Regions from separate parts of the Homo sapiens genome. Here all the other regions are linked to region 2. A link is a contact called in ENCODE Hi-C or POLR2A ChIA-PET data. All regions are on one chromosome and are shown on one strand. The core of a region is the stretch at or near the end of the contact, and the rest is flanking DNA. Distances in the headings are between cores, read along the strand shown. Region 1 has its middle 23 kb from the start of FAM78A. Region 2 holds the start of EXOSC2 (exosome component 2). Region 3 overlaps GPR107 (G protein-coupled receptor 107). Region 4 holds the start of GPR107 (G protein-coupled receptor 107).

Region 1 (5,283 bases), core at 1,915-4,414, 560 kb before region 2:
GGCCAGGCTCACCTGCCTGAGACATCCAGGGTCTGGGAGAAGCAGCTGCACAGCGACCCCATAACATCTCCACCTCCCACTTTCAAAGTCACTTCTCAGGAGAGCCTCTTCTGCTCTGGGGCTGTTTTAAATGGGACAGAGACTTGCTGTAGTCTGGGCCATGAGGCCAAACAGGAAAGCCCCTCTTGGAGCCCAAAAGAAGACAGTTTCATCAGGAAACAAAAAAGCTGATGGCCTGGCGGGGTGCGGTGGCTCACGCCTGTAATCCCAGAACTTTGGGAGGCCAAGGTGGGTGGATCACGAGGTCAGGAGTTCAAGACCAGCCTGACCGACATGGTGAAACCCTGTCTCTACTAAAAATACAAAAATTAGCCAGGCATGGTGGCGGGTGCCTATAATCCTAACTACTCAGGAGGCTGAGGCAGGAGAATCGCTTGAACCCAGGAGGCAGACGTTGGAGTGAGCCGAGACTGTACCACTACACTCCAGAGCCTGGGTGACAGAGTGAGGCTCCATCTAAAAAAAAAAAAAAAAAAGTGTGATGGCCTGTGGCGCTTGCAGGCCCTCGGAGGTTTCTAACAGCCCAGGTGATCTTCTGTCGCCTCTGGCTTGGTGGTTCTCTTGGTCATCCTCTATCCTGCTTGGGCGCCCCCACAGAAATGGCTTCCCACCTGGTTGGGGTCTGGGCATAGGATGAAAGCAAATATTTTACTGTGTGACAGTCCAAAAATTGCCCATCAGGATCACAGGGCACAACCAGCCACTCCGGTGCTGTCCAGGCCCCTTCCTGCCACTGCTGACCCTTCAAGTATGCTCTTCCCCTTCAATCAGTGAGGACGCTGCCCCACAGAAGGGACCAAGGGGCTTGCCAAAGGTCACTTTTCTGGGAAGATGCAGAGCTAGGCTGGTTTCAAACACCCGGCCTTTGACCCCGTGCTTTGTCTCAGCTCCTTCTATGACACCCCAGCCTTCTGGTACCCCAGTTCTACCAGACTGCCCTCAGCTGTCCTGTTGCTAAGGTTCCTCGGCATGACGCTGAGTCCGAGTCCTTAGCAGCCCTGTTGACCCTGGACGATGGAAACTTTTTTTTTTTGAGACGGAGTTTCACTCTTGTCCCCTAGGCTGGAGTGGAATGGTGCAATCTCAGCTCACTGCAACTTCTGCCTCCCGGGTTCAAGCAATTCTGCCTCAGCCTCCTGACTAGCTGGGATTACAGGCGCTCCACGCCACGCCCGGCTAATTTTTATATTTTTAGTAGAGATGGGGTTTCACCACGTTGGCCAGGCTGGTCTCGAACTCCTGACCTCAGTGATCTGCCCGCCTCGGCCTCCCAAAGTGCTGGGATTACAGGCTTGAGCCACTGCGCCCGGCCGATGGAAACTACTAAATGCAAGCGAACACGTCGGAGTGAATGAACTCCATCTCTGTGCCTGTGTGCAGGGAGGTGAACCCGAAATCAACATGGGAACTGGCGAAGGCCAGCCCAGCTCCCTTCAGGCCCAGACGGCACGACTTGGAATGCAGAGGCAGGATTAGTTCCTGTATCAGCCTGAGCCCTGGTTCTTATTTCATGTTCCCTTTTCAATCAGACAGAAGAAGGGTGGGTGTTTACGGCGGGCCAGACACAGCTGGGAGCCCTGCACTATTCCTGGCTGCCACTTGCCTTGCTGAGTGAGGCCAGGCTTGTCGCTCAACCTCACATGCCTGAGTTTCCTAATCGTCAGGCCAGAGACACGCACACTTACCCTGTCCTCCCCGGTCCGGGGCCCAGCAAAGGCATAGCAGTTGTGCTCCGTGTTAAACATGCAAATGGAGCCCCCAGAATAATCACACTGAGCACCAGGGCTTAGCTCAGAGACCAGGGACTCTTCTCTCTAAATACGGCTCAATTCTTCTGCAACATCTAGACCACAGGGGCCTGGCTTAGTGATGTGGGATTCTCAGCATCCATGACAAATGCAGACTGAATGCTGGTCAGACAGTCACACAAACGTATTAAAATGCTTTACCTCAGCTTTATTGGGATACAGTTCACATACCACACAACTCACCTATTTAAAGTACGGTTCTGGCTGGGTGTGGTGGCTCCTGCCTGTAATCCCAGCACTTTGGGAGGCCAAGGCGGGCAGATCACCTGAAGTCAGGAGTTCAAGACCAGCCTGGTCAACATGGCGAACTCCTGTCTCTACTGAAAAAAATACAAAAATTAGCAGGGCATGGTGGCACACGCCTGTAATCCCAGTTACTCAGGAGGCTGAGGCAGGTGAATCACTTGAACCTGAGAGGTAGAGGTTACAGTGAGATTGCACCACTGCACTCCAGCCTGGGTGACAAAGACTCCATTTAAAAAAAAAAAAAAAAGTGTACGGTTCTGGCCGGTGCAGTGGCTCCTGCCTGTAATCCCAGCACTCTGGGAGACCGAAGTGGGAGGATCTTGGGCTCAGGAGTTTGAGACCAGCCTGGGCAACATAGTGAGACCCCATCTCTACAAAAAAACTTAAAAATTAGCCAGGCATAGGCCAGACTCAGTGGCTCATGCCTGTAATCCCAGCACTCTGGGAGGCTGAGGCAGGTGGATCACAAGGTCAGGAGTTCAAGACCAGCTTGGCCAAGAGGGAGAAACCCTGTCTCTACTAAAAATACAAAAATTAGCTGAGTGTGATGGCGGGCGCCTGTAACCCCAGCTACTCGGGAGGCTGAGTCAGAGAATTGCTTGAACCCGGGAGGCAGAGGTTGCAGTGAGCCGAGATTGTGCCACTGCACTCCAGCCTGGGTGACAGAGTGAGACTCCATCTCAAAAAGCTAACAACAACAACAAAAATTAGCTGGGCGCGGTGGCACATTCTCGTCATCCCAGCTACTCAGGAGAATGAGGTGGGAGGTCGAGGCTGCAGCGAGCCCTGATCGTGCCACCGCACTCCAGCTGGGCGACAGTGAGTCCCTGTCTCACAAAATAAAAGCAAATAGAAAGTGTACGGTTCTATGGTTTTAGTATATTCACAGATACGTACAATCACCTTGGCCCAGTTGGGCTCTAGAATAAAGTAACCATAGACCGGATGCCTCGTCAACCACAGAAACCAATCCTTCACAGTTCTGGAGGCTGGAAGTCCAAGATGAAGGCGCCCACAGTTTCTGCGTGGTGAGGGCCACCTCCTGGTTCACAGAAGCGCCTCCTCGCTGTGCGGTCATGTGACGGAGGCCGGAAGGCAGGTCCCACAGCCTCTGGGGAAGGAGAGCCCAGAGTAGCTGAGGAACTGGGGTGCCCACACCAGCCTGCTGGGGGCTTCAAATGTTCTTTTAGGAGTGACAAGGGAATCGACCTGCCCAGCTCTGCAGCCCTGGGGGCCACAGAGGACCGGGGCACAGCCGGCGCCTCTGCTCAGGGCTCCGGCCTCCATCTCTGGGAGCGAGCACCCGTGGATGCCTCACTCCACCCAGGGTCACTGTCGCGCAGCAGCAGCTTTCCAGAAGGCAGCCGGCCATTGACGAGTGACCAGGCGGAGACGGTGAAGGCCAGAAGTTCCTCCAGAGGCCGCGTGCCAGCCCCTCGCCTGTGAGGGGGGCCTGGGTCTCCGGGCTCCCCAGGACGGTGCTTCCTCTTGCAGCTGGGCCTGGAGGCCGGAGAGGGTCATGTGAGCCCTCCTGGGCGGGCGGTGCCTCTACGGCTGTGACCTTGAGCAAGTCCCCCTCCTCTCAGGTCTCGGTTTCCTAGGACATGGAGTGGGGACGGAGGTGGTTCCTCACCTCACGAGATTGCGGAGGCACGTGAAGCCGATGGTCCTGAGCTTCTGGACAAGTGCCCAGCCCAGAGTAAGCGCTTAGCAAATCCGAGTGATTCGGCGGCACCACTGAGCCTCGGTTTCCTCATCTGCAAGACAGGGTTACGCTTTCCTCACAGGGAGGAGGGTTCCGGGGGGTCATCAGGCAAGGCCCTCAGCACAGAACCGCCAATAGCTAACACCTATTATTGACCTTGTTGTAACAGGATGATAAAATGGTTTTCTTGACTGGGCGCCACGGCTCATGCCTGTAATCCCACCACTTTGGGAGGCCAAGGCAGGAGGATTACTTGAGCCCAGGAGTGGAGACCAGCCTGGGCAACATAGTAAGACCCTGATCTCTACAAAAAATAGAAAAAATTAGCCCAGCGTGATGGGGCATGCCTGTAATCCCAGCTCCTCCGGAGGCTGAGTCAGGAGGATTGCTTGAGCCCAGGAGTTCAAGGCTGCAGTGAGCTGTGATTGCACCACTGCACTCCAGCCTGGGTCACACAGCGAGACCCGATCCCTGCCCCACCCCCCACCGCCCAAAAAGCTTTTATTTGCTGCCCCAATTTTAGCTGAGACTTTGAGAGGACAAAACAATACAAGGGGTGAGGTCCCCCACCCCACAGGCCATCTTGCTGGACATGCTTTGAGGCTGTGCAGCGCCGTGGCCGGCATCTGTCCCGGGCCCACTTGGTATAAATGAGGCAGATAGATGAGGTGGGTGGAAGAAAGGCCCCTGGCCGAGCTGCTCATGTGGACCACGTGTCCCTTGGAGGGTGGGCTGCCTCCTTCCTGGTTGCAGCCTGACCGAGGTGGGCAGCCAGTGCCTAAGGTTTGATCCGTGTTAACCGCAATCACTGTCATTGGACTCATCATCAAAAGCATAGGTGCGGCCGGGTGCGGTGGCTCACGCCTATAATCCCAGCACTTTGAAAGGCCGCGGCGGGTGGATCACCTGAAGTGAGGAGTTCGAGACCAGCCTGGCCAACATGGTGAAACCCCATCTCTACTAAAAATACAAAAATTAGCCAGGGTGGTGGCAGGCTCCTGTAATCTCAGCTACTCAGGAGGCTGAAGTAGGAGAATTGCTGGAACCCGGGAGGCGGAGGTTGCAGTGAGCCGAGATTTCGCCATTGCACTCCAGCCCAGGCAAAAACAGCGAGACTCTGTCCCAAAAAAAAGGCATAGGTACATGTGGCTCCTGGAGTCAGAACTGTGGCTGGCCGCCTGCCTCCTTGGCAGGCAGTCACCTTCCCGGAGCTGCAGAACTTTTTCATCCTACAAATCTGAAACTACACACATTAAAGGACAGTTCCCCCTTCTCCTCTCTTTCCAGCCCCTGGCAGCCAGCACTCCACTCTAAGAGTTTGCCCTTTTGGCCGGGCGTGGTGGCTCACGCCTGTAATGCCAGCACTTTGGGAGGCCGAGGCGGGCGGATCACGAGGTCAGGAGATCGAGACCATCCTGGCTAACACGGTGAAACCCCGTCTCTACTAAAAATACAAAAAAATTA
Region 2 (5,624 bases), core at 1-2,500:
TCTTAAGATTTCCTAGGGGCCAGGCATGGTGGCTCATGCCTGTAATCCCAGCACTTTGGGAGGCCGAGGCGGGCAGATCACACTTGAGGTCAGGGGATCGAGACCAGCCTGGCCAACACAGTGAAACCCTGTCTCTACTAAAAAAAAAAAAAACCAAAAATTAGCTAGGCATGGTGGCGTGCACCTGTAATCCCAGCTACTCAGGAGGCTGAGGCAGGAGAATCACTTGAACCCAGGAGGCAGAGGTTGCAGTGAGCCGAGATCGCACGACTGATCTAAGACAGACTCCGTCTCAAAAAAGAAAAAAAAATTTCCTGGTATCCACTAACCTTAAACTAACAGGTTAAAGGGCAATGCTATGAATGCTGTGCCCCTTGTACATATACAAGTAAAAAAATAATAATAATAAAGGTTGAAACACTAGTGTTATCTATGATGATATAATGGCTGGTTTTACTTCTTTTCTTACATAATTGTCTCATTTAATCCTCATTACCGTATCATACTGTTATTATCACTATCTTACAGATGAGGAAACTGACCGTGGAGAGGCAATGCCGCTAATAAGATGTGATGGTAGCAGGACCGGAACCCCAACTGTCTGACTCAAGAGCCTTCCCTCTTAACCACAATACACTGCACTACACCCCTTAGATTCAAAATGTGTATAAATGGGTGCATGCAGCACAATGTAACTGTTTGCCCTAAGATCGAACAATTACGGATTCTAAACTGAAGAGGAGGCAGCCAAGAACGCCCACCGTCCCCTCAGAGAGCTGAAAACTGGAAAAGAGCCTGCACCTAACCCTCCCCAGCTTTCCAGGTCTCCCACAAGGAAGGATCAAAGATTTGGACTTCAGGCAGAAGACCCAAAAGTCACAGCCACCGGAGGTCAGGAGTGGAGGGTTTCAGGGAGCTGAGACAAATGCAGACGGGGACACACAAGATGCAGGGAGCAAGAAGCACGAGGCTCGGAAGCGAGGTGTGTAGGATGCTCAGACGAAGTGCCCTGGGTCCCGCGGGGAGTTACACACACAGGGATACGAGGCCTGGACCACGTGCAGAGAGCCCTGAAGCCGCTCTCTGAAGCCTCGACTCCCCCAAGTCCCCACGTACCGCATGAATCCTGTGTCCGTAGTGATTGTATCCCCCGGCACCACTAGATGTTTCTTAGTGTCGCGGCCCAGTCTCTCGCTAAGAGGCTTGCGAGCCACTGGAAGCCTCATCTCCATCGCCATCTTGGCGCCAATGAGTTGCGCAGGCGCAGCTCAGTCGGGAGCTGCGATATCCGACTCCACAACTCCAGGCCGCGTTCGGAGGGGCGGGGAAGGGCGGGGACTCAGAGCAGCTGCCAATGAGAACTCACGGCCTAGAGGCCATGTTTACAATTGGCAACAATAAGGCGAACCCGAAGGGAAGGGAGCCGAGCTGCCATGTCTACTATTGGCAAGGAAGCACCCGTGGAATAATAAAATCTCACGTTGTGTGGCGTGTGACTTTTTACCAAAACTGTCTTGTACTCATCATCCCATTTATTGTTTACCAGGGTTAGAGATAATTGAGAAACGGACCTCTGAGTTTCTGTCCAATTCTAAGCTGCTGAAATCCGATATTTTGTAAGAGAGAGCTCAGGAGGATGGAGAGATGGGATCTACAGAAAACACTATTTGAACAGAAAGAAGAGCCCCTTTCCACACGGTTCCCAGTAGCGCCAGGATTCTACATTGCGGCCGCCCCGTGGGTGCTGGCTCAACATCATCATCTATAACCCCAAACCGGGCTCCAGATACTTCTCACTTGGTTCTGTCCTTTCATAAGGACTCCTTTGAACAAGCTAATTTACTCCAATATTTCTTTTGGAAACAAGTTAAAAATCGTCTAAGAAAACAGGTCAAACCTTGCAAGCCAGGTATATTTGGTAGGGAAGGGAAGAGCACACACAATGCGAAGATCTTGGCTTGCATTTAGTTACACAGCGAGTTGAGCGCTCTCTGTGTGCCAGGCGCTGTTCTAAGGACTCAGCGGGGAACAGACGGATGTCTCTGTGGGTTTTTCTGCGGCTCCGTTTTAATAGGAGGGTACCCCTCGCCCCTTCTCCCCGTCCCCCACTACCCTCTCCCTCTCCTTGCCCTGCATTCACAAGAAACTAATTGGGGATGGTAACTCCCCATGCACAGGGACTCTAAAGACGATTAAATGAAATCATTGGCATCAGCTGTGGTCAGTAAAGCCGGTAAACCAAGTCCGCCTCCTGAAGAAAGATCCATCGAGCCAATTGTTTTATAAATCTCCAAAGCGACAGCATTTCTTCCACTTAAGCAAGTCTCACGACCACACTTAAGAAAGCCAGCCCTGCCAGGCAGTCGATGACATGAATGCTAGTGCCCCGAGGCCCTGGGTAAGCGGGCTGCCAGACCCTCGCCCTCTGCCGTGCCTGGAGGAAGGCACTAGAGCCCAGCCCCTCGGTCCAGTCCTGCCGCGGCCATAAGAGGGCGATGGTGTCCTCTGAGCTCGCGTAGCCCGGCAGCCGGGGAGCCAGGCCCAGCGAGCGGCCCTAGGCGGAGCGAGAGTGTAGGCCTGACACCATCCAAGTTCTTCCCGGGAGGGAGAGACGTCGCCTTTACCCCGCGCATTCTCACAGCGTTCACAAGGTTGGCATTGTGGATACCAGTTTATGGAGGAGGAAATCGAGGCCCCAAAAGGAATGGAATTCACATTAGCAGATGGCTGCAAAGCCGATGTGTGTTCCAACTGCACGCGATTTACCCCAGAGCCTGCACCCTTTACCAGAAATAGCCCGAGTGCTTCGGCTGGTCCTTTGCTGAGTGCTTTACAAATACTATGTTATGTATTCCTCACTTTCAGCCCATCTTCGAGATAGGCATTGCTATCCCTGATGATCACTTGGGGCCACCGAGCCCCCCAAACAGACCCGTAACTGGGACTAGAATCCAAAACGACAGGGACTCCCCCTCTCCCATCCCCAGTGCTCCTCTTTCTGCATCATCACACGCACCTTTTTTTATTTTTATTTTTTTCGAGACAGAGTCTTTGTCACCCAGGCTGGAGTACAATGACACGATTATGGCTTACTGCAGCCTCGTCCTCCTGGGCTCAGGTAATCCTACCACCTCAGCCTCTTGAATAGCTTGGACTACAGGCACATGCCACCAGGCTCGGCTAATTTTTTGTATTTGTCTTGTGAAGACAGGGTTTCACCGTGTTGCCCAACCTGATCTCGAACTCCTAAACTCAAGTGATCCGCCCACCTTGGCCTCCCAAAGTGCTGGGATTACAGGCATGAGCCACCAAGCCCGGCCACACTTACCCCTTTACGACCAGTAGACAAGTGGGTACCCGGAGACGAAGCAGCACATCCCAGGGGGCTTGTAAAAAGTATAGATTCCTTAGGCATTGAGGCTGTAAACCCCGAATATCTGAGACAGGTCTCAGTTAATTTAGAAAGTTTATTTCACCAAGATTGAGGATGTGCCTGTGGCACAAGCTCAGGAGGTCCTGACAACCTGTGCCCAAGGTGGTCGGAGCGCAGTTTGGTTTTATACATTTTGGGGAGACATGAGGCATCAATCAACATATGTGAGATGAATATTGGTTCGGTCTGGAAAGGCTGGACAACTCGAAGCTGGGAAGGGGCTTCCTGGTGATAGGTAGATAAGAAACAAATGGTTGAGGCCAGGCGCGGTGGCTCACGCCTGTAATCCCAGCACTTTGGGAGGCCGAGGTGGGCGGATCACGAGGTCAGGAGATCGAGACTACCCTGGCTAACACGGTGAAACCCCGTCTCTACTAAAAATACAAAAAAAAAAAAAAAAAAAAAATTAGCCGGGTATGGTGGCTGGTGCCTGTAGTCCCAGTTACTCGGGAGGCTGAGGCAGGAGAATGGCTTCAACCCGGGACGCGGAGTTTGCAGTGAGCCGAGATCGCACCGCTGTACTCCAGCCTGGGCGACAGAGTGAGACTCCGTCTCAAAAAAAAAAAAAAAAAAAAAGAAAGAAAAAAGAAACAAATGGTTGCATTTTTTGTATTTTTAGTTTCTGATTAGCGTCTCCAAAGGAGGCAATCAGGTATGCATTTATCTCAGTGAGCAGAGGGGTGACTTTGAATAGAACGGGAGGCAGGTTTGCCCTAAGCAGTTCCCAGCTTGACTTACTTTTCCCTTTAGCTTAGTGATTTTGGGGCCCCAAGATTTATTTGCCTTTCACAAGGCTCTGCAAAGGTAAGGTCCAGAAGTCTGTGCGTGTTTTAACTCCCTATGTAATTTCAATGGCGGAAAAGGTCTAAGATTCACTGATGCCACACATCTGTGCATCTCCGCAGCCACTGCCCCAGGCTGATCAACGGCATCTCTTACCAGGGAGATAACCTCCTAGCTTGTCTTCCTAATTCTACTTTTGTCCTTCCTATCATCCAATCTCCGCACAGCAGCCAGAGAGAGCTTTAAAAACAGATTAAATCACTTCTCTGCTTCCAGCACTTCTTGACTCCTGCCTGTCTCTGACCTCACGCTCGTCCTAACCCACTGCGTTACTCACTATGCTGCAGCCGGACTGTTAACGGTGGAGGGTGCCCAGCTTCTCGGCGTCTTGGACAAAACATACAGACAAAACAAGGAAAGAATAAAGCAACAAAAGCAGAGATTTATTGAAAACGAAAGTACACTCTACAGGGCAAGAACAGCTCAAGCAAAGAAACTCAACAGGCTCCTTACAGAAGTTTCTGGGGTTTAAATACCCTCTAAAGGTTTCCCATTGGTTATTTGGTGTACGCCCTGTGTAAATGAAGGAGTGGCCCGTGATCAGTCTGATTGGTTGTGGAAAGTGGCCAATCAGAGGCTGAAGTTAAAAGTTACACCCTACGCCAATGTCTGATTGGCTGTGGAAAGTTATCAATCAGAGGCTGAAGTGAAGTTACAAAGTTATACTCCCATGCAAATGAAGACTTGGCCACCTACCAGCCTGACTGGTAGTGGGAAGGGAGCAATCAGAGGTACTTTCAGTTTTTCATCTGCACACAGAAAAGCTGGGATTGCAAAGGGAGTAGCCTCTGGTCCTTTGGTTACTTGGACGTGGAAAGTTGGGGTTTTCCTTTTGATTTAGTTCTAGAAAGTCAGTGTGAATCAGCCTTATGTTCCCTGCCTCCAGACCCTATTCTCCTGCCTCAAGACTAGCTGGCTTCCCCTCGGTTCCACAGCACCAAGCTTCTCATCACTCCAGGGCCCTTCACTCTGGTCTCTTTCTGCATGAATTCTCTTCTCCCAGGCTTTTGTGTGGCTGGCTCCTTCTCCTCACTCATGGCTTGCTCAAACATCACCTCCTCAGAGAAGACTTCCCTGATCACCTTATCTGGAATAACTTTCCAGTCCTTTTTTTTAATCCCTTGATCCTGTTTTACTTCTTGTCACTGATTTTTCTTTTTCTTTTCTTTTCTTTCTTTTTTGAGAGAGAGACTTGGTCTTGTCACCCAGGCTGGAGTGCAATGGCGCGATCTCAGCTCACTGCAACCTCTGCCTCCTGGGTTAAAGAGATTCTCCTGCCTCAGCCTCCGGAGTAGCTGGGATTACAGGAACCCATCACCACGCCCAGCTAATTTTTGTATTTTTAGGA
Region 3 (5,337 bases), core at 679-3,178, 570 kb after region 2:
AATTCAGATCATTGAGGATACCCACAGCCTAGGAGGCAGCTACCAAGTCTGATAATTGAAATCGCATCCGATACTTTTTAACTTGCTGATTATTGACCGGTAACTTCTGTTGCCAAAACTGGTAGGCCTAAAGAGAGATGGTCAAAGAAACAGAAGGGGAAAGAGAGAGAAAGTCAGTGTTACTTTGGACTGTGCCCTCATACCCAGGCCCAGAGAGAGAAGCTGTGTCAGGCCTGGTGGGGTAATGGCTGCACAGAGGGCAGCTGCGTGGGCCGCGTTGTCAAAGAAGCACCAAAACAAAATTTTAAAAAAATTGTTGCCACGAAACAAAAATACCTTCATAATGCATCCAGGCTCCAAGATGTAACGGCTGAGGGAAAGGATGTGGGAAGCGGGAACCTCCCATTACGACTGTGGAGTACAATGCAGTAAAGGAGACGATGCTGCGACCCGGCCGCTCGGCTTCTAGCTGCCTACCCAAAGAACCCCGTGTTATGCGGACGGACCAAGCCAAAGGCTCCCAGCAGGGGAATGATAAACACACCGCGTCTTAGGTTATTTCCTGATGCTGCTGGTTGCCAGCCTGACATGTGTGCCTCTTCAACCAACAGACACTTGCTCAGATCCTGCCACTTCTGGGAAAGGCACAGCTGATGGGCCTCCTGCACTCCTCTCCACTGTTTAGAAGGAGGTGTTTCTTCCTCTGCATGGGGAGATGCTGTTTGGCGCCCGCTGGCAGGACCTGCCTTCCTTTACTGTTGCCGTGGAGCTGAGCAGAGAGAGCTGTCCCATGCTGCCTGACCCGCTGACAGCCAAGCAGAGCTTAGCATGGGCCGAGTCTCAGCCTCTGAATTGGGAAGAATTCAAAGGCTGCCAGGGCTGGGGGCAGAACACTTGATACCAGTGAACCAAGAAGGGAAAACTCTGCCTTAGGCTAATCATCAAACACAGCATTGACCTGGCTTATCAAATTTCAGTTAACAAGCAAATATGCTTAATCACTACTCATTTTTCTAGACAATGATGGCCCTTTCCCAGAAAATAGGACCCTAGAGTCATTCACTGTGTGACTCAGAAAAGCCCCTATTAGTGCTCAGATATAGGTCAAAGTCATTGTGCTGTGAAAAGCCACGCAGTTATCTGACGATAGAGGATGTCTGAGGATCATTAGCAGACTTAGAGATGACTCAGAAGATTCCATTTTCAGACGTAAGCGCCTGATGGCGGGCCTGACAGAAAGTCGGCCCCCTGTTCTCCCTCGTGAACTGGCCACGTATATTCCTAAGTTCTTGCCACTGAGTTCTTGAAAGCAGGCTCCAATGATGCTTAGTGGAACGGCAAGTTCCATCTTCCCTGACAAGACCCAGCTAGGTTTGGCAGATACTGTACTTCAAACCAGATCAGACAGCCTGGGGCTCCAGTGTCCGCTTCCTTCTGCTAAAAATAGAGGAACCACCCCTGCAGCCACGAAATGCTGAGAGCAGCCGACCCGATTCACACTGTGCTGCTTTGTGTTAGGCAAAGGGGTCAGGGCTAAGGAAGAGGGAAGAAAGATTTCTTACACGGACTCCATTTCCAAGTCTTCTTCTTCCTGAGAAAGTTGTAGGTAGGGGTTATCTGAAGCCGGACGGAATTTATACCCCGTTAGAACAAAGAAGACCAGTGTGGCCGTTTCATCCAGGAGCTGCAAGTTTAAAAACCACCCCAAAATAAAGAGATTAGCAACACTGTTCTTCAGAAAGCAGTGGAATTCAACAAACTGACATATTTCCCCACAACCCACCACTCGATGGTTCTTTACTCAGATGCCACTTCCTGCTACAGGGCATTTTCCTTAGACTTGCCGAGGCCTAAACGAGGAGTGTCCTGCCCAGGGCTGACATTTCCGAGGCTGTGCTCTGCTGTGCTTTCACCAGTCTTCATGGGTAGCTTTTAAGAGCTCACCACATACCCACTTCCTCCCACAGTGCCTACAGCACCCAGTGAGTTATTCAAGAAAAAAGTCATTTGGTGGCTTCCTCTAGTAGTTAAGCTAGTTCTAGTTTGTCGCAAAGATACTTATTATCGAAATAATAAAATGGGCAAAGAAGAAGGGCAGCCTGAATTCTAACTACTCAGCCCTGTAACTAAAGGAAAGGACCACATCTCATCTAAGTTCTAATGATTCAGGGCAAATCTTTCTCTACCTGAAGCTTTTCTCTTGACTTTTAAGACTGAAAACTAAAATCAAGAATGCAATTATTTTCAGATTCCTCATAGAATCCAGCAGCATTTCTGGACAAACAGATCATCTCAATTATAGGCCAGAAGAGATGGAAGGAGGCCAAGTGTGGTGGCTCACACCTGTAATCCCAGAACACTGGGAGGCCAAGGTGGGCGGATCACTTGAGATCAGGTGTTTGAGACCAGCCTGGCCAACACTGCAAAGCCCCATCTCTACTAAAAAAACAAAAATTAACTGGGCATGGTGGTGCATCCCTATAATCCCAGCTACTCAGGAGGCTGAGGCAGGAGAATCGCTTGAACCCGGGAGGTGGAGGTTGCAGTGAGCTGAGATTGCGCCACTGCACTCCAGCCTGGGTGACAGAGTGAGACCCTGTCTCAAAAACTAAAAAAAAAATTTTTAGTTAAAAAAAAGAAGAGATGGAAGGTCTTAGTGGTCATTCCCAGATAAATTAGTAACAACTGTTAAGTTACACTTCAAGACTTTATCCTCAGGCATAAATTCTCTGGCATTCTGCCCTGTGAGCAGCGTACCTGGTAGAGCCACTTCCACTGGAATGGAACAGCGAGTTTGAGGAGAAATGCAATGATCCTAGTGAAGTATATGTAACACACAATCTGCATGAGGAGGAAAGAAACAGGAAATCAGATCAACATTAAAATTAGGACACCACTTTAACAATTTGCTTTCACAAATGAACTAGGAAACAGAAAACAGAATCACTCAAAGAAAAGTATGTGACACTTACAGTGTGAATTAATACGTGCAGCGGAGAGACATGGCTACTCTGCTAGTTACACTTGAATTTCTTCTCTCTCTCCAGGTGACCAAGATATTGCTAACAGCCACACCCACCGGGAGCACAAGACACTTTAGTCAGGTTGTTCTTAACCCTTCCTCACCCTATCCACAGACATAAGCCCTTGATTTCAATCTCCAAAGATTTTATTTCTTATGCTCAGGCTTTGAGGAATATTTACCAGTAGTAATAGCAAAATAAAGCCACACAGGGAAATTACTGACTTCTGTCCTCTTCTCTGGCAGATGCTGCAAGCATTCGAGGTCCACACTCACAGAAGTACAAATACTACCAAGTTCTCTAGCAAGACAGGATGCCTTCATTTCTCCTTGCAGTGACAAAGACTCAATGTGCTGGCCACTAGAGCATGGCCTGTGCAAGGGGACTAAGCTCAGCTGGCCTGCTGGTCAAGGACCACTCATTATCACTGCATGCAACAAGAGAGGTTCTGTGATGACCTGTGCCTATTTGGTGGATGACATAAAATCCATGGGAAAGAAAAAATAAAACAAAGAAAGAAAAAAAAAATCAACCCCAAGTGGAGTGTCTGCTCTTGCATCTCTCTCTACCACTGAAGTCTGATGTTTGCTTGAGCAAAGGAACTGTCTGAAGTGACAATGCCAAACGAACAGATGAAAGACTTGGAAACAGGGCCGGGCGCGATGGCTCACGCCTATAATCCCAGCACTTTGGGAGGCCGAGGTGGGTGGATCACCTGAGGTCAGGAGTTCGAGACCAGCCTGACCAACACGGAGAAAACCCGTCTCTACTAAAAATACAAAATTAGCCAGGCGTGGCATGGTGGCGCATGACTGTAATCCCAGCTACTCGGGAGGCTGAGGCAAGAGAATCGCTTGAACCCAAGAGGCGGAGGTTGCAGTGAGCCGAGATCACGCCATTGCACTCCAGCCTGGGAGACAAGAGCGAAACTCCGTCTCAAAAAAAAAAAAAAAAAAAAGACTTGGAAACGTTCTTTCAAGACTCAGGAAGCAAACTAACTCTGGGAGGCCTATACCTTATATATTCCAAGAAATTATGATCCTAATAATTTCTAGCAAGCTCTGTCTTTTGGTGCTAGCTGATAGAACTTTTCATGTCCATCAGAGTCCTGTTTTAGGTTTTAAAAAAACTGTCTTAACTTTTCTGTTCTTAAGGAAAATTTATTACCACAACATGTAACTAGTTTTCTGCAGGGAAATTTGAAAGAAGAGAGAGGTAGATACTCCAATTTTTTTTTTTTTTTTGAGACAGAGTCTCGCTCTGTCGCCCAGGCTGGAGTGCAGTGGCACTCTATCTCGGCTTACTGCAACCTCAGCCTCCTGGGTTCAAGCGATTCTCCTGCCTCAGCCTGCCAAGTAGCTGGGACTACAAGCACACGCCACCATGCCCAGCTAATTTTTTTATTTTTTATTTTTAGTAGAGATGGGGTTTCACCATGTTGGACAGGATGGTCTCGATCTCCTGACCTCGTGATCTGCCCGCCTCGGTCTCCCAAAGTGCTGGGATTATAGGCATGAGCCACCGCACCCAGCTGATACTCCAATAATTTTTTAAATGAATAAAACAAAAATGGCTGCAGAAGAACATGACAGTGTGATCCCATTTTTCTAAATGAGTAAAAATAGTGGCCGGGATCGCACTACTGCACTCCAGCCTGGGCGACAGAGCGAGACTCCGTCTCAAAAAAAAAAAAAAAAAAAAAAGGAACTCAGATATTTAATTTCCCATTTTGAAAGACACAGCTAGATTTTATAAAATGAAAGCCAGGCATGGTGGCCTACACCTGCAGTCCCAGCTACTCAGGTGACTGAGGCGGGAGGATCTTTTGAGCTCTGAACCCAGGAGTTGGAGTCCATCTTAAGGTAGCATAGAGAGACCCAGTCTTAAAAAAAAAAAAAAAGCAAAAAAGCAAGCCACACTGGCCAGGCGCAGTGACTCACGCTGTAATCCCCGCACTCTGGGAGGCCGAGGCGGGTGGATCACCTGAGGTCAGGAGTTTGAGACTAGCCTGGCCAACTTTGCGAAACCCTGTCTCTACTAAAAATACAAAAATTAGCTGGGTGTAATGGCAGGTGCCTGTAATCCCAGCTACTCGGAAAGCTTGAACCCGGGAAGTGGAGATTGCAGTGAGCGAAGATCGTGCCACTGCACTCCAGCCTGGGTGACAGAGCTAGACGTCGTCTCCAGAAAAAAAAAAAAAAAAAAAAAAAGCAAGCCACACTGCTCAGCTCCAGGTGGCACATCTTGTGCTTTCACCAATCCTTTGGAAGTTCATTTGCTCTACTCCTTGAATTGATTTTATTTATAGATTGAG
Region 4 (5,413 bases), core at 711-3,210, 640 kb after region 2:
TTCAAGCAATTATCCTGTCTCAGCCTCCCAAGTAGCTGGGACTACAGGCATGTGCCACCATGCCCGTCTAATATTTGTATTTTTAGTAGAGAGGGGTTTTGCCATGTTGGCCAGGCTGGTCTCGAACTCCTGACCTCAGGTGATCCGCCCACCTCGGCCTCCCAAAGTGCTAGGATTATAGGTGTGAGCCACCGTGCCCAGTCAAGCCAGGCTTTTAATTTCATTCTGTATTCTTTAAATTCTACATTAACAAAATACAATGCTTCATAGTTTGCTAAAACAATGTGTTTTTACAAGACAAACTTTCTACAGTTCCACTTCTTTTTTTTTTTTTTTTTGAGACGGAGTCTCGCGCTGTTGCCCAGGCTGGAGTGCAGTGGCGGGATCTTGGCTCACTGCAAGCTCCGCCTCCCGGGTTCACGCCATTCTCCTGCCTCAGTCTCCCGAGTAGCTGGGACTACAAGCGCCTCCCAGGTTCACGCCATTCTCCTGCCTTAGCCTCCCGAGTAGCTGGGACTGCAGGCGCCTGCCACCACGCCTGGCTAATTTTTTTTTTATTTTTAGTAGAGATAGGGTTTCACCGTGCTAGCCAGGATGGTCTCGATCTCCTCACCTCGTGATCTGCCTGCCTCGGCCTCCCAAAGTGCTAGGATTACAGGCGTGAGCCACCGCGCCCCGCCTACAGTTCCACTTCTTAGAAGACTGTATGGTATGAAAATAATGTACAAGAGTTTGGGTCATAACAATTTACTTTTCTATGTCTCTAATTTTGTTTATATGTTTTGAGAAAGGGTCTTGCTCTGTTCCTCAGGCTGGAATGCAATGAGTAATCACGGCTCACTGCAGTCTCAACCTCCTAGGCTCAAGTGATCCTCCAGCCTCAGCCTCCCCAGAAGCTGCAGGCGTTTGCCACCACACCTGGTTAATTTTTAATTTTTTGTAGAGACAGGTTTGGGGAGGGGGTCCTTAGCACGTTGACTAGGCTGGTCTCGAACTCCTGGGCTCAAACAATCCTCCTGCATAGGCCTCCCAGTGTTGGGATTACAGGCATGAGCCACAGCACCTGGACAATTTCCCAGATATAGTAAACTGCTGAACCACCTTAGGGTGCGTTTCAGCCTTAGAGGTCTTTTCTCTGCTAGTTACAAAGCAAGATCCAGAGTATCATTCTAGGTTTATCAAAAATCTCTCTTCCCTAGACAATGGCTGGATAGAGGAAGAAAAAGCAGGCCCTTTGATTAGAGACACACCTTAATGCTGGCTTTACATTCTCAGTCACGTGTTTTAAGCAAGATTTGAAATTCCTTCTCTAGAGTCTCGCTCCAGAGAGCGCCCTAAACCGAAATGGGAAACTGAGGCTAAGGTTCCAAGTACCTTCAAACCGCCGGTACAGTACAAGGGCACAGAAGAGCGGAGACCGCGGACAAGGAAAGCCAGCATAAAAGCTGGAGGGGAGAAAGAAGAAAGGCGATCGGGCTGCCCTGAGTGAGGAATTCAGGGAAGCCAGCAGGGATTTAAGAGCAGCCTCCCGAGTCCGTGGGGGCAACGCCACAGTTCAGCCCCTTCCCCTCCCTCAGCTCGAGTCTTCCCGCCCCGTGCCGGTCAGCCCGAAGACCCCAGCGCCGCCCAGACCCGCCTTCCCCACAGACCCCGCCACCTGTCAGTGAAAGGCCGCAGCCAGGGGCAAAGAGGTGGTCCAGTGGCTCAGAGGTCCCCAATGGGCCAAAGTTGCCCTAAAACCCGGGGAGTGGCCTCGGCCTCCGCCCCCCGGCCCGGCCTTGCCAAGCTTTACCTTGAGTGCCAGGTGATGGACGCGGCCCAGGCCAGGCTCGGCCAGCAACTGCAGCAAACCCAGCATTGGGAGCAGCCGGAGGCCCGCGGCCAGCCTAGGACCGCGGGAGGCGGGGGAGCCGACGGGCGCCAGAGCGGCCATGTTTGTTCCAGCATCACCAGCCGCTTCCTCTCCCGCCCACGTCCGGGGTGAAAGGGCGCAGCCGCCGGAAGGGCCCGGGGAGCGGGGCTCGGCGGCTAGCTCCGCTGACCCTGTGGTCGTTTTCCTGGAGATTGCGACCTAGGAAGTCGTCGAGGAGCCTGTGCTGCCCACCTCGGGGCCCTTCGATCGGCCGCTCCTGTGCAGACTTTCAGTTAGAGATGAAGCCAACCTATTGGCGGTTGCCATAACAACGGTGGCCGAACCAGACCAGCCCGGGCCGCACCTCCGCCTCGCTGAGCTTTGGAAGCGACCTTGGGCTCCGGGGACCCCTGATCTCAGGGTCGGGGGATAAGCTGTGTCAGCCGCACGGTGTCGGGCCACTGATTGAACTGATTTCACTGAGCGTTGACTCGGAGGAAAATATCTAAAAATTCCCGGCTCGCCGTAGGGGTCCTGTGGTTTTCTAGGCGCTTCACACTCAAATACAAGCGAAATGGTTGCAATAATACGATTGATTGAGCCCTTATGAGGCAATTTGTTAGGCCTTTTGTTGTATTTAATTTTTGGAACAATTTGATGAGCTAGGAGGTACGTATTATCATTATTCCTACTTTACAGGTAAGCAAACTGAGGCTCTGAGAAATAAGTCATTTGCTCCAGGTTGAGCTGGGAATCACACGGAAGCTCTTAACTCCTGTGTTCTGTTGCCTCATGCTATTTCATCCAACCCCAAGTCTGGGTCTTAACATTTTTCTCTTAATTCTGTATGGAAACTTTCTTTGCTTCTTTCAGAAATTATAGGAACTTCTTTTTTTTGAGACGGAGTCTAGCTCTTGTCACCCAGGCTGGAGTGCAATGGCACGATCTCAGCTCACTGCAACCTCCGCCTTCTGGGTTCAAGCGATTCTCCTGCCTCAGCCTCTGGAGTAACTAGAATTACAGGCCTGCGCCACCACGCCCGGCTAATTTTTGTATTTTTAGTAGACACGGGGTTTCTCCCATGTTGGCCAGGCTGGTCTCGAACTCCTGACCTCAAGTTATCCTCCCGCCTCGGCCTCCCAAAGTGCTGGGATTACAGGCGTGAGTCACTGCGCCCAACCTGCTTTGGAGTACTTTTTATCTTTTAAAGTTAAGTGGCATCTTTGAAAATCTCTGGTTTTAAATTTGAATATAATACTGTACTAAAAACGAAATGAGGCCTGGCAGGGTGGTGATTCGCGCCTGAATCCCAGCACTTTGGAACGCCGAGGCGGGCGGATCACTTGAAAGTCAGTTGTTCGGGACCAGCCTGGGCAACATGGCAAAACCTCGTCTCTACTAAAAATACAAAAATTAGCGGGGCATCACGGCCGCGCGCCTGTAGTCCCAGCTACTGGGGAGGCTGAGGCAGGAGAAGCACTTGAACCTGGGAGGCAGAGGTTTCAGTAAGCCAAGATCATGCCACTGCACTCCAGCCTGGGTGACAGAGTGAGACTCTGTCTCAATAAAAAAAAAATCAGGTAAGAATCTTAATCCCATTTTATAATACAATAGTGATGAAACATTAAAATAGTTTTAAATAGGAGACTTTTGTCTTAGTTTCTGGACAACAGTTTTATAAGGGCTTAAAACTGGGTTCATAGCATTCCTTGCTTCTCTATACTTGGGTATTATCATGTGACCTACATAGGGTCATACCAGTGCTGTCTGTCCAGGGGTTTAAGAGGATATCTTCTTCTTTCACATATTTGAAAGCTGTATTGTGCCAGTCATTATTTTGGAATTGAGAGGAATAAGAATGAGGGAAAACTGACTACAAAGACATTGTTGAGCATTTTCTCTACAGTTACTTCTTAAATTCTAGAAAACTGCTGCCTTGACAATTACATTTAGCCATGTGATTTCATAGTTTCAAGAAAAGATTATTTGCATAATCATGATGCTGTAACTGGAAACAAACAGGCTGAGTAACAGAACAAGTTATGCCTGCTTCTCCTGGCAACATTTTCAAAGGGACATTACACTTTAAGGTATTGACTGAAAAAGCCTGCAGGGGCTGGAAAGACTGATCTCCTAAGCTTGGCTTTTAGCCTTACTCTCTTAGTCAAGTACATTTTATTTTTCTATTTTCTCTCCTTTTTTTTTTGAGACAGAGACACTGTTGCCCAGGACTGAGTGCAGTGGTGTGACATCTGTTCACTGTAGTCTCCACCTCCCAGGTTCAAGGGATTCTCATGCCTCAGCCTCCCTAGCTGGGACCACAGGTGTGCGCCAGTATGCTCAGCTAATTTTTGTATTTTTGCTAGAGATGGGGTTTCACCATGTTGGCCAGGCTGGTCTTGAACTCCTGGCCTCAAGTGATCTGCTCACCTCGGCTTACCAAATTGCTGGATTACAGGCGTAAGCCACCCTGCCTGGACTATTTTCTCTAACTTTTCAGGATCAGCTTAAGGTTGCTACTAGAATGTGTAGTGTTGAATCTAGTGCTATTATTATTAAATAATTATTTGATATCGGTTTGGACATTTTCAGAACTCTTTTAAGTAATTAATGTGTTAATAGTCTCCAGTTTAAGAAAGTATAATTGCCATTTGTTTTTCTTATCAAAAGACTTGATAGGCCTGGCTGGTGTCTCATGCCTGTAATCCCAGCACTTTGGGAGGCCAAGGCTGGTGGATAACTTGAGCCCAGGAGTTTGCCACCAGCCTGGGCAACATGGTGAAACACCTTCTCTACAAAAAATACAAAAATTAGGCCAGGGGCGGTGGCTCAGGCCTGTAATCTCAGCACTTTGGGAGGCTGAGGTCAGTGGATCACCTGAGGCCAGGAGTCTGAGACCAGCCTAGCTAACATGGCAAAACCCCATCTCTACTAAAAATACAAAAATTAGCCAGGCATGGTGGCGCATGCCTGTAATCCCAGCTACTCAGGAGGCTGAGACAGGAGAATCGCTTGAACTTGGGAAGCGGAGGTTACAGTGAGCCCAGATTGTACCATTGCACTCCAGCCTGTGTGACAGAGCGAGATTCTGTCTCAAAAAAAAAAAAAATTAGCGAGCATGATTGCACCAATTCACTCCAGCCTGTGCGACAGAGCAAGACTCTGTCTCAAAAACAAAAACAAAAAAACAAAAAAAAAACACAAAAATTAGCGGGCATGGTGACACGCACCTGTAGTCCCAGCTACTCAGGAGGCAGAGAGGTGGTAGGATTGCTTGAGCCCAGGAGTCAACACTGGAGTAAGCCATGACACTTTTATCCAGCTTGGGTGACAGAGCAAGACCCTGTCAAATAAAAAAAAAAAAAGAGTTGATTGATATTGCAAACCAAAAGCCTCTGTTAAGACAGTATAGGAAACTAGTGGTCAAATTGGGGCCTAGCAATACATTCAGAAGTCAAATGCTACTTTTCATTCTTTGGCTTGAAACACCATTTCTTCCAGGATTGCAGCTAAAGTTTTCATGCATTTCTTGGGGTGTCGGGAATGCCTCCAAGTGCATCT

What was found. A loop is a pair of places that touch in the nucleus more often than their neighbours do. ChIA-PET counts read pairs that join two places held with the same protein, here RNA polymerase II (POLR2A). Pooled maps may share reads with other maps.
Region 1: a loop to region 2 is called in a pooled map, with 7 times the contacts of the local background. The contact joins the enhancer-like site here to the promoter of EXOSC2 in region 2. A Hi-C loop is called at or near these places in 4 of 50 pooled maps. POLR2A ChIA-PET finds 5 or more read pairs at or near these places in 2 of 52 experiments (GM12878 and activated naive CD4-positive, alpha-beta T cell).
Region 3: a loop to region 2 is called in a map with no recorded cell type, with 6 times the contacts of the local background. The contact joins the enhancer-like site here to the promoter of EXOSC2 in region 2. A Hi-C loop is called at or near these places in 2 of 168 maps with a recorded cell type or tissue (ovary and posterior cingulate gyrus), 2 of 37 single-sample maps with no recorded cell type and 8 of 50 pooled maps. POLR2A ChIA-PET finds 5 or more read pairs at or near these places in 1 of 52 experiments (RWPE1).
Region 4: a loop to region 2 is called in a pooled map, with 6 times the contacts of the local background. The contact joins the promoter of GPR107 here to the promoter of EXOSC2 in region 2. A Hi-C loop is called at or near these places in 4 of 50 pooled maps. POLR2A ChIA-PET finds 5 or more read pairs at or near these places in 2 of 52 experiments (MCF 10A and activated B cell).

What each region holds. Positions count from the first base shown.
Region 1 is chr9:131,250,637-131,255,919 of GRCh38, reverse strand. No RefSeq gene overlaps it. Among named protein-coding and RNA genes, the nearest start is that of FAM78A, 23 kb to the left of the region's middle. RefSeq lists enhancers at 1,537-2,038, 3,234-3,283 and a silencer at 2,990-3,306. Within about 2 kb of position 3,164, at least 19 of the 41 ENCODE cell types and tissues checked have a DNase peak (open chromatin) inside an H3K27ac peak, as active enhancers do; they include GM12878, where a contact is called at or near this core.
Region 2 is chr9:130,689,406-130,695,029 of GRCh38, reverse strand. EXOSC2 (exosome component 2) reads right to left here and starts at 1,250. Exons shown (of 9, transcript NM_014285.7): 1 at 1,117-1,250. The coding sequence starts at 1,238. RefSeq lists an enhancer at 998-1,187.
Region 3 is chr9:130,124,987-130,130,323 of GRCh38, reverse strand. GPR107 (G protein-coupled receptor 107) reads right to left here. Exons shown (of 18, transcript NM_020960.5): 16 at 2,758-2,841; 17 at 1,563-1,684. Among named protein-coding and RNA genes, the nearest start is that of GPRACR, 17 kb to the left of the region's middle. RefSeq lists an enhancer at 1,147-1,366. Within about 2 kb of position 1,928, at least 28 of the 41 ENCODE cell types and tissues checked have a DNase peak (open chromatin) inside an H3K27ac peak, as active enhancers do; they include ovary, where a contact is called at or near this core.
Region 4 is chr9:130,050,453-130,055,865 of GRCh38, reverse strand. GPR107 (G protein-coupled receptor 107) reads right to left here and starts at 1,960. Exons shown (of 18, transcript NM_020960.5): 1 at 1,793-1,960. The coding sequence starts at 1,933. It also overlaps a transcript of FNBP1 not described here. RefSeq lists a silencer at 1,663-1,972.